Regions from separate parts of the Homo sapiens genome. Here region 2 is linked to region 1. Evidence: chromatin loops called from intact Hi-C (ENCODE). Cell type or tissue: ascending aorta. All regions are shown on one strand. Links, peaks and the distances in the headings refer to the core of each region. The heading gives the core; the rest is flanking DNA. Region 1 holds the start of WDR44 (WD repeat domain 44). Region 2 holds the start of IL13RA1 (interleukin 13 receptor subunit alpha 1).

What was found. A loop is a pair of places that touch in the nucleus more often than their neighbours do. Peaks named below come from ENCODE experiments on the same cell type or tissue, not always from the same donor. Only the 100,000 strongest peaks of a DNase experiment are listed, where the experiment ranks them.
Region 2: it touches region 1 in a loop (5-fold over the local background); 4 of 110 quality-filtered maps call a loop at or near these places.

What each region holds. Positions count from the first base shown.
Region 1 is chrX:118,343,769-118,349,142 of GRCh38, reverse strand. It overlaps WDR44 (WD repeat domain 44), which reads right to left and starts at 3,037. Exons shown (of 20, transcript NM_019045.5): 1 at 2,563-3,037. The coding sequence starts at 2,639. RefSeq lists enhancers at 272-866, 2,362-2,905, 3,447-3,496, 3,687-3,806. In ascending aorta, for the core only: no CTCF peak of the experiment used is centred there; DNase peaks (open chromatin) are centred at 3,082 and 3,542; H3K4me3 peaks cover 3,674 bases; H3K27ac peaks cover 2,639 bases.
Region 2 is chrX:118,724,607-118,729,965 of GRCh38, reverse strand. IL13RA1 (interleukin 13 receptor subunit alpha 1) reads right to left here and starts at 2,360. Exons shown (of 11, transcript NM_001560.3): 1 at 2,240-2,360. The coding sequence starts at 2,327. RefSeq lists a silencer at 2,322-2,751. In ascending aorta, for the core only: no CTCF peak of the experiment used is centred there; DNase peaks (open chromatin) are centred at 1,885 and 2,465; H3K4me3 peaks cover 3,010 bases; H3K27ac peaks cover 4,751 bases.

The sequences.
Region 1 (5,374 bases), core at 277-5,276:
AGAAAAGTAGGCTGTACTGGAATTAAAAGTCTCTAAAAAAACTGGGCTGATTTTTAACTTATTAAATTTGCTTTCAAAGAGTAGATTAACAAAGCCGAAGACATCATTGGAAGGAAAATGCAAGAAATAAATTAATTTTAGGAAATAGCTTGTGTATTAGGATTGTGCTAATTAACAAAACATGAGATAAGTCTCCACTGCCTATTCAGTTTACTACAATTTGTTGACATAGTCTGTGTACTCCCAAACACACAACAGCAAGGAACATTTCTGAAGTGCCCAAATTCAGTCTATTAACCTTAGAAATTGTATAGTTTGCCACTCCAGATCATATGAAGGAACAGAACATATTTCTGATGACCAATATCTAGTAAGGCAATCTGTTTCCACAAATCAAGATTTCTCACTACATTTCTAGGTTATAAGTTGCCCACCCAGATCTCCTCACGGTGTCTTATGCAAATGATACAACCTTCCACAAAGGATAGAGGAAAATGTAAATGATGCTAACCTTTTTCTGCCCTCAGTGCTGCCAGTTCTTTTCAGATGCAATTCTCCAGATTAGTCTATTGTCTTTCCAATCCTCTAATACAGAAAGGAGCCCTGAAATCCACAAACTGACCCTGTAGTTTTATCCATAGAACTCAACACACTTAGTAATTGGGCAGGTTAAAGTTAAAATTAGAAAGCTGAGTTCCAAAAAAACCTTTTTCAGTTTTCACCTAATATCAGAGGATCAAAGTGCTTGAGAAGCTGTATTATCTCATGAGGGAAGAAGTGACTCTATCAATTCTATCAAAATGACTCATCCGGTTTAGATAAGTAAAATAGGTCCAAGTTCTATATATCTCCCAAAATAAGCTTTGTGTAAAGTTAACAAATTTGCCAATGCCAAGAAAGGAAGGAGAAAAGCATGAACATTTTGAATGCTTTCTCTGTGCCCAGGTACTGGACTAGACAGTTTACACAGGTCCTGATATAACTTGCGTCCTTTGAAATTAAACTTATTCAGTGGAAAGAACAATATCCACAGAGTAGTTCTAAACTGATCAGCTCATAAACTGATGATTTCCCTCCCCCACCCCAATACACACACACAAAAGTACCAAAGGACTTGGTGTCTCATTCAATCTGAATTGTCAGTTCATTACTTTGAAGGGAAAACCACACACACAAAAATTAAGTTTCACGGAAGTCCAATACATTTCAAAACCCAAATGTATTTCCTATGCTCTACACCTAGCTCTAAACTTGTCTCAGATATTGAACTTGAAGGAGATTCGGTGTCATCTCAAGATTGGCCACTGCCACCCCAAAATCCCACAACAGTGACATGAAGGTTGGTGGAAAGACAAACATCTGAAATCTACCAACGTACATTGCTTTCTGATTTTATTACTGTAACTTTTTGGTGCATATTGTGTATAAACATACATTAGTTTTTAGAATGACTTCTAGCATGCATGGCTAACTATACTTGCATCACAGCGGGTTATTACTCCCACGGAGTAAGTGTGAGAATTGAAGGCAGTGAACTTCTCGAACCATATTAGTCCTTTATACTAACATCTACATTTTACCAATCCTCAAGTTCTTACAGCATGAAAATATATTTCACTGCCTCTATTTCCACGTACATTCGTAGGGGAGTTCGGCGAAATCGCTTTAAAGCACTACCCCAACTTTGAAAAGTGGAGAAGTGGGTAAGTAAATACAAGTCCTAGTCAAGCGAGCATTCCAACTACTGTACTTCCTATTCAGAATCACCCATATTAATCACCACTAAAACATCTTGCAGAATTAGATAAAGAACACAAAGCTGGGGCTCTCCTTCCAATCACCAGATTACTCAGCACTTGTTTGTCCCTCTGCAGTCAGTTGTGCACATTTCTTCTGTCTGGCCATCCTTTTAGACCGCATTCTGCCTAATAGGGACCGTGTATTCGATTTCCTTTACCTCACGATAAGGTGTTATTTTAATAAAACACTGTTGATCTAGAGTACATTCGCTAGAGGACTTTCTTAAGCAAATACCCAACCTTCCCCCCGCTCCTTTTCGCTGTGTGCAAGAAAAAGAGGACGGCAAATAGGGGAGAGTTACAGCCACCTCTGAAGTGAATAGGTAAGTTAGCGGTAAACGGGAGAATAAAAAACTACAAGTTACATTTCTCCTGTTACTGCTCCTTTAATCTACGGTCCCCGAGGCCAAAACGGATGTTTGAAAGGTAAGCTCAGAACCCCACAGATACAAATCTCCGACTCAGGCACGTAAGCTGTTCCCCCTCACAGAAGGCTGGATCAGAAGAGAAACGGGCTCCGAGACCGACCCTGGGACCGTTCAGTAGGGAAACGGCCGGGAGGCTGCCCGAGGTGGCTGACTCCCCCTTCTCCGAGTCACCCCGCCCTAAGAAGCCCCAGGTCTGGGTTCTGAAGTCCTCCAGTGAGACGGGGAGGAACAGCGGTGGCGGACACAGCGGGACCTGGGAGGGGTGTAGGGGGAAGACACAGGAGATGCGGGGGGCTTGGGATGCCCGGCTTCCTGTCATAGCTGCAGTCACTTACCCCACGGGGTAGCCGCCCCCTAGGTGCACATCTTCAGGGGCATCATAGAATTCCTCGGTGTCGCTTTCCGACGCCATTTATAGGACACACCCGCGGGTGAGGGGGCCGGCGCCGCCTGGAGGAAGGGTGACTCTTGTCTCCTCCTCGTCGACCTCCACCCGGGCGAGACTGGGGAAGTGGGTCTCGGGCGAGGCTGAGGGAGCAGACGATCTGTAGCGAGGAGACTGTTAAGGAAAGGGGGCCGCCCTCAGTTGCCGGGCTTCGGGAATGACCGGCAAAGCGGCCGCCTGAAGAGGCGGCGGTTGGTCCAGGGAATGTTGCTGCCACCGCTCCCAGTGATAGGTGTATAAGGAGCGCGAAAGAGGCGGTGGCTCCTCGCAGTAAGGGAAGAAGGGCGCGCCGGCTACAGCGGCTCCAGTTTCTCCCGCAGCAGCAATTTACAGCAGCTGGAAGAGCTAGTTGCCCGCAAAATACCGACGCGCACCTACCCTCGCGAGATTTCGGAGGGGCGGTAATACGTGGGCGGGGCGAAGAGGTGGCGGGGGCGGTTCCAGAGAGGCAGCGCTCCGATTACTTCGGCCCGAGAAGCCTATCAAAACGGCGCAAGCGCGTTGAGGGCGTTCGGTGAGGGCCGGAAGTAGCCGAGAAGGGAGGGGGTGAGCCTCCCGAAGGGAGGAGTCTAGGACCTGCGCAGGAGCAGCGTGGTGCCCTGGCTCTGAGAGCGCGCGGCCGACGTAGGTGGGGTCAGGCAGAAAGTCTTACTCCCTAACTCTGCAGTTCCAAAGAGACGCGTTTTGAGAGGGGTGATTTTGAGTCGGTCTTTTACTTGTAAAGAAATACTCTCGGGAAACGTTGGTGTGGACATTTTGGCGTATATTTACGATGTCTTACTATCCAAGCCCGGAATGTCCCACCCTAGGGCGTCGGCAGGTCCACCACCTCTGGCGTTACGAGAATAACTCGCCCTTATTCACTACGAGATCTCTAATTGAGATCCCTAGATATGATCCTGCCGGCCAGAGGGTGGGGTCCTTGAGATATACACGGGGAGTGTGCCAGTTCCATGGTGTAATGATGGATTTATTGCTGGAGCTGAGCCAGTATTAGGCCTCCGGTTACTTTTTCTCCGCACATGTCTGTCGCTGCCAACACAGTGTGAGAGAAGTTCTTACATACTGCCCAAGATGTGCGTCAGCTAAATGGTAAATATTTATTGAGCAGATATCATTGCAAGCCTACGAGCTAATGGCTTAATTCTGATCCTCAACTGCCCAGCGTCCGGTGATAAAAATAGAAAGGTACTTTTTAAAAAACCGAGATGTTCCTTCTTAAACCACGGGTCATTGACCATCAAGGTGATAACATTGACTTTCAGTATGATCACACAGCATATTTATTTCTCCAACTGACATCATGATAGGCATTTTGAGCTGTTCGTGCAGCCTCAATTAGTATTCAAGAAAAGGCTGGATTGGAGCCAGGGGTATGGTCTCAGAGAAACTGGAAAGGGGCTCTAGACTTTGTCAAGCAATCAGGGCAAGGTCTGCTGTGGTCTAGTGGACTTGGGTAAAAACCAAATGTCATATACTGTATATTCTATAATACCCCAGGGAGTTTAGGGAAAACACTGCGTAATCAAATATATTAATATTTTTGCAGCAAGATATATGATTGTTCATACGGGATAAATAAATACAAGTAAATAGCCTCATTCAGTTTGAGTCAGACGCTTCTGCCAAATAAGTTTAAGATAGATCTATTTGACTGTCAAATAAATTACTAAAAAAAAAAAAAAACAGAAACTTGGTTTCCAGAGCTTTTGAAGTTTCAGAATTGGAGACAAGGGATTTGTGGATCCTTGTGAGGGTATGACTTTTGTCAAACCTAAAAATTATTAGGTTTTATGTGTCTTAAACATGTTAATTAACTTCCTAGGTATAAAAATGTAACTCAAAGTACTAACTTTTAAAAACGTTTTGCTCACTAAGATAGGTTTTTTTGTTTTCTTTTTGGATTATGGAAAGATACCAGATATAAGGTAGGGAAATATATATTTATGGAAAGATGTTAACTACCTGAATGTATTCTCTTCCTAGATATCTAATAGTGAATTTATGGCTTCCAAAGAAAAAAAAGTTAGTTTTCTCTATATGATAGAGGTGTTAGTTCCAGGCGCGGTGGCTCACGCCCGTAATCCCTGCACTTTGGGAGGCCGAGGCAGGCGGATTTCTTGAGCTCAAGAGTTTCAGACCAGCCTGGGCAACATGGTGAAACCCTGTCTCTACAAAAAATTCAAAATTTAACTGGGTGTGGTGGCATGTGCCTATGGTCTCAACTACTGTGGAGGCTGAGGTGGGAGAATCGCTTGAGCCCAGGAGGTTGAGGCTACAGTGAGCTGAGATAGCACCACTACACTCCAGACTGGGCAGCAGAGCCACACCCTGTCTCTCACACACACACACAAAAAACAACAGCAACAACAAAAACAAAATGCCGTGTGTGGAAACCAGTCGCTCAGTTCAGTAAACATATACAATTTGGTGTCATGAAGCGTTCTAGATGCTGAGGACAATTGACAGATTAAAAAGACAACTAGATCCGGCGCGGTGGCTCACACCTGTAATCCTAACACTTTGGAAGGCCGAGGTGCGCAGATCACTTGAGGTCAGGAGTTCGAGACCAGTCTGGCCAACATGGCAAAATCCTGTCTCTACTAAAAATACAAAAGTTAGGGGGGCGTGGTGGCACTTGCCTGTTGTCCCAGCTACTCGGGAGGCTGAGGTAGGAGAATTGCTTGAACCTGGGAGGCGGA
Region 2 (5,359 bases), core at 1-5,000, 380 kb before region 1:
AGCCGTCCTGCCCTGCTACCCTGGGAGGTGTCCAGCTAAGGACTCTCGTCTTTTCTGCTGGGCAGAAGCAATGAGTACAGTGGTTAAGGGCATGGCCTCTGGAATCAGGCTGCCAGGGTTGGAAACCTAGCTCTTCCACTTTGCCAGGTATGCGAATTTGGGCAAGGGTCTTGGTCGCACTGTGCCTCAACTTTTTCGTGTACAAAATGGGACTAATAACAGCACCTACAAGTTATATTATTGGTAAAGATTAAATGAAATAGTACAAGTAAAGCAGCTAGAAAACTGCTGGGCATAAATGCTATATACATGCTAGTTATAATTAAGACATGCCACAATGTGGGCCATTGAGTGGGACAGGTTAAACTAAGCTAGTAATCTAATCACTTTTATAAACACTCTGAGGATTAGAGCTGGAGGAGCTCTTAGAATTTATGCAGTTCAACCTCCTCATTTCACAGATGAGAAAACTAACTGCAGCACAAAAGAGAGGAAATGACCAGCCCAGAGTCCCACAGGTGGTAAATATCAGAACCACTAAAACTCAAGTCTCACTGGAAACATCTAATTTTTTCCCACCATACCTCAATGCAATTCTATCAATACTTTTAATGGGGAAAGAAGTTTGTTTTCTAAATAAGCAAGCTAACGACAAACCATTGTGACAGGACTGATGAAGTTGGGAGTTGCCAGTATTCTCTAGATGGCCAGCTGTTGTTTCAGGTGTGTGTGGGAGTGAGTCTGTAGGAGGGAGGGTGCTGGAGTGGCACTGTGAAAATCAGGAGACTAATGAGACGGGTAACTTTAGACAAGTTCCTTCCCTTCTCTGGACTGCAATGTCCCCATATGATTACGGAAATCAGGTGTACCCAACTAAACTAGAGGCCCTTTTGGGGCAAGAATTTTGCTATACACTCTCAGGTTCTAAGTCAACCTAGAGGGCCTGACTCAGTACTAAATAAGGCAGACACCTGAATAATTATTGACTGACAAGCTTCAAGTCTCCCTCAGGTCTCTACTCAAATGCCACCTTTCAGCAACATTTGTTTTCTTCTCGATCCACCCTTTTTACAATGGCAAACCCCTTCCCACCTGCTCTGTTTTTCTCTACTTAACACCCTCAGACATATCATATATTTTACCCCCACCCCCCGATATGTCTGAGGGCAGGCACCTCATCTGTTTTGCTCACTGCTGCATCCTCAGCCCCTAAACACTGCCTGGCAGCATGTATTTTATTGACTGAATCCATAGAGGGCATTAAGGTTTCCTAATCAACATTTCAACTTGGATTTCAAAGCACATTGGTAAAAATGCAATAAGCATATATAAGTGTTTGTGTCAATGTGATAATAAAACCTATACAGTTTGGGGCTTTCATTGTCACCAAAAACGTCCAGAAGGCCATTCCTTCCAGGAGCTGCTCCTAAGGAAGTCATTAACTCCCAATTTTTCACAACTGCCAGGTTGATTAACTAGAAGTTACCAAACAGGGTGAGGGATATACACAACTCTCTGAAGTATCTTTGCAACTTTTCCATAAATCTACAATTACCCTAAAATATAAGGTTTATTAAAGAGAGTGGGGTGGGGGGAGCATCTGCCGGGATGCTATTCTGGATTTCCCAAAGGATTTCTTCGACGCCAGAGGAGGTCATGAGCGTCACGTCCTTTTTCAACAAGGACTGAGATGTTTAGAGGTTCCCTTCAACTTCCACTCGCAAGAGCCACCCTTAGACAGTGAGGATTGGCGCGGCCTCGGGCAAAGAGCCCCGGCGCGTTCTCAGCTCGCCTGGACTTCGGTCGTGGTCCCCGCCGGCTCTGGCGCCTCATTTCCTCCCGGGCTCACAGGCGACATTCCGGGCGCTGACCCACGGCCCTCTGACGCCGTGGGCATGTTTCGGGCCCCCCGCCCCCGCACGCCTGGACGCCAGCCTCCTGGGCTCTTCCCACTACAAGTCGCAGCCCTCTTACTTCGCTGCCGCCACCTCCGCCGCACCCGGAGTTCGGGAAAACCCCGCAGCTCCCGGGTCCCACCTCGAACCGGCCCCAGTACCGGGCCCCAGAGATCCCGCGCGGGAAGCCGCAGCCGCCGAGCGCGGGGCCTCGCGAGGGCAGCCCCCAGCACCCACCCCAGCTTCGGCCCTCCGCCCGGCGTTGACCTCCGGGGCCTTTCAGCCGTGACCCTCACCGCCCTCAGCCCTCCGGCCGCCCCTCGGGCCCCGAGGGTCGCACTCACCCGTAGGCGCGGCGCCCCCGCCCCCGCCCCCGCCGCCGGCGCAGAGCAGCAGCGCCCACAGCCCGCAGAGCCGCGCCGGCCACTCCATGCAGCCTCTCGCCTCGGAGCCCGGCCGGGCTGGAGCCTTGGCAGTCCCCGCCTCCTTCGCTCCCTCTTCCACTTCCCGGCTCCGCCGCCCTGGAGGCTGGGGGCCGGCGCAGACGGGAAGGGCCGCCCCGCCCACCGGCCTCAGGTAACCTGAGCCGGCGAGAGCGGCCGGAGGAGGCGGGGCGGGGCGCCGGCGGCTCTGGCGGCTCTGGCGGCTCCTACGGCTCCCAAGGCTGGACACCTGGCCCACCCGCAGCTCCCGCGTCCGGTCTCTGACCGAACAAAACTTCTTCCACCACGTCGCCGCCCACTCCGGGCGCTGCCTGGGCCTCCTCCCTCCGCGTGGCGGAGCCGGCGTCGCCGCTGCCAGCACACTTGCGGGGCCTCGGAGGTGCTAGGGGCTGTGCCCTGCTGGACACCAGGACAGAGTCATCTGCGGAAAAGAGCCTTGGCCTGGGAGTCTGGAGACCTGGCTTCCAGCCCTTGACCTCTGAGCCCTTGTTTGCTAGCGCTGACTCCAGGGTTAGTAATACCAGCCCTACTTCACTGGGTGGAGTTGGGGACACTGGCAGTACTGTGCTTTGTGAAAAGGACAAAGGGCATATTTGAAAGCTGGCAATACATAATGTTGATTTTAAAAGGAACATTCCAAACATGAGGGAGGATACCATACGTGCATTTTTTAAAGCACACGACAAACTTTCTACATATTTTTCAAAGGGATGGGAGGTGAATCGGAAGAATACACATTGATACTTGGGCGCCTATGAGGGTCAGTGAGGCTGGGAGGAAGGAAAACAAGAGTCCTTAGGCGTTTCCTGTTGCTGCTGTCAAAAATGACCACAAATTTAGTGATTTAACAGTTTTATTTTATTACAGTTCTGGAGGTCAGAAGTGACACTGAGCTTAAATCAAGGTGTGGGCAGAGATGTATTCCTTCTGGATATTCTAGGGGAGAATCTGTGTCTTTGACTTTTCCAGCTTCTAGAGGCTACCCACATTCCTTGGCTTGTTGCGGAACTACTCAGACCTCTGCTTCCCTTGTCGTATCTGACTCTGACCCTCTTACTTCCCCTTTTCCCTTATAAATACCCTTGTGATTAGATTAGGTCCACCAGATAATTCATAATAATCTCCCCATCTCAAAATCCTTGATTTAATCATAACTGAAAAGTCATTTTTGCTATGTAAGTTAACATATTCACAGGTGTTGGGGATCACGATATGGAATCATGGGAGGGGGACATTATTCTATCACCTTCTCCCAAAAAAGAATCATGTCTAGGTGGATGATGAGACCCATAATGAGGTGTATTTTGGCCGAATTAAGCCAATGCATATACCTGAAAACAGTTACAAAAAGTATAGCAATAAAAATGCTGATAATATACCTAGTCTAGACCCCACCCAAAGGGCACAGGGTTGTTTAACCTATTCACAACAAAGGTTCCACTCTTGGAATTAAGGCTCTCAAACTCAATAAATATTTATGAAATTGTTCCAGGAACTGTTGAAGACACTCACCAAAAGCAAGCTCTGCTAACAGAAAGCTGCAGTCAGTCTGAGGGGCAATGATAAGGGCAAGAACAAGGAATTATGGGATACAAAAAGGGTACCTTTTGGGAGGGAAGGAGCAAGGGAAGCTTCCAGGAGGAGGGCCTGCCTGTGCTGAATCTCAGGATGTTGATTCTTTTGGCTAACGGTTCAGAATAAATTCCAGAATCCAGGCATGGTGGCATGCACCTGTAATCCCAGCTATTCTGGAGGCTGAGGTGGAAGGATCACCTGAGCCCAGGAGTTCAAAACCAGCCTGGGTCTGTAACAGAGTGAGACCCCGTTCTCAAAAAAAAAAAAAATAAATCCTGGCTTGCATGTGTTATCGAACAAAATAATGTTTATGAAAACAGTTTGTAAAGTATCAAGGCCTGTAGAACTGAGAGATAGTATCATTATTTCTAAATCCCTCCCACAAATAGGTCAGCCACTGTGTATCCCAAGGCCTTTCCTCCACCACCACGGACATATACACTTGTTGACATTTGCTATAAACATTATACAATAAGTTTATAATAACGTTTCCAAAATGGTTATGTCATCTGCCTTTTAAGGAGTCTTTAGTTGGAACAGGAGCCCCTGGGGACTGGCTGAGTGCCATCATGGGCACTGCTTGGCATAGATTGACCAAGCGCTTAATAAAACAGTAATGGTAGCAAATGATTAGAAAAATAGGGATTGCAGCTTGTCATGAGCTTCCAGAAAAGCCCTGAGAATCTGAACATCGTGAGGAAAAAAAACAAACGGCAGTGTGGAGAGGGGAGAGACCTGATTTCTTTTCACCAAGATAGTTCCGGCCTGCTGGCCTTAAGACTATATTGTTACTTTCCTTTCTTCCCGACCCTGAACATCATGCAACGATTTTTCAAATTTTTGGAAGGGGGTGGAAAGAGTCAGGAATGCTGTTTCTTCAACATAAAACTTGTATTTGTAATCTCCGTGTAGTGTGATTCGAAGAGCGTCTTGGATTGAATCAGGCCACTGCCCTGGTCTGCAGGAAGAATGAAGACAGATAGAAGGCTTTCCAGGAACTGCAGTAGACAAGGAGCTTTCAGTTTGGCTTTGTGTAAATCAAAATCATGATGAGTCAACATCAAGTTTAACCCTTAGAGTCCTGATGACTTGGGTGCGAGACTACCAGTGGCCTTTCTTTCACTTTGGCCCGGGGTGGCTGGAGTTCTGCGCTGCCCTGTGTACCTAGGCCACTCCACTCAACTGTTTTGACCTTTGCCCTTCTCACTAAGTCTTCGTCCATTTCTGTAACTGGAGGCTGAAAAGGGCATATGCAAGAAAATGTCTGGCAGGAAAGAATGATGTCCCTCTTTCCAAAGTCAGGTGTCCTTCCATCCATTTAGAGACACCTTCCTGAGTCCAAAAGGGACACAGACACCAGCATATTCCAAGGGCTTAGCTAAAAGTGCTGGTCCCTTAGACAAAAATCTCACAAAGAGTCCTCTAAGCAAAACCTCACACCACTGC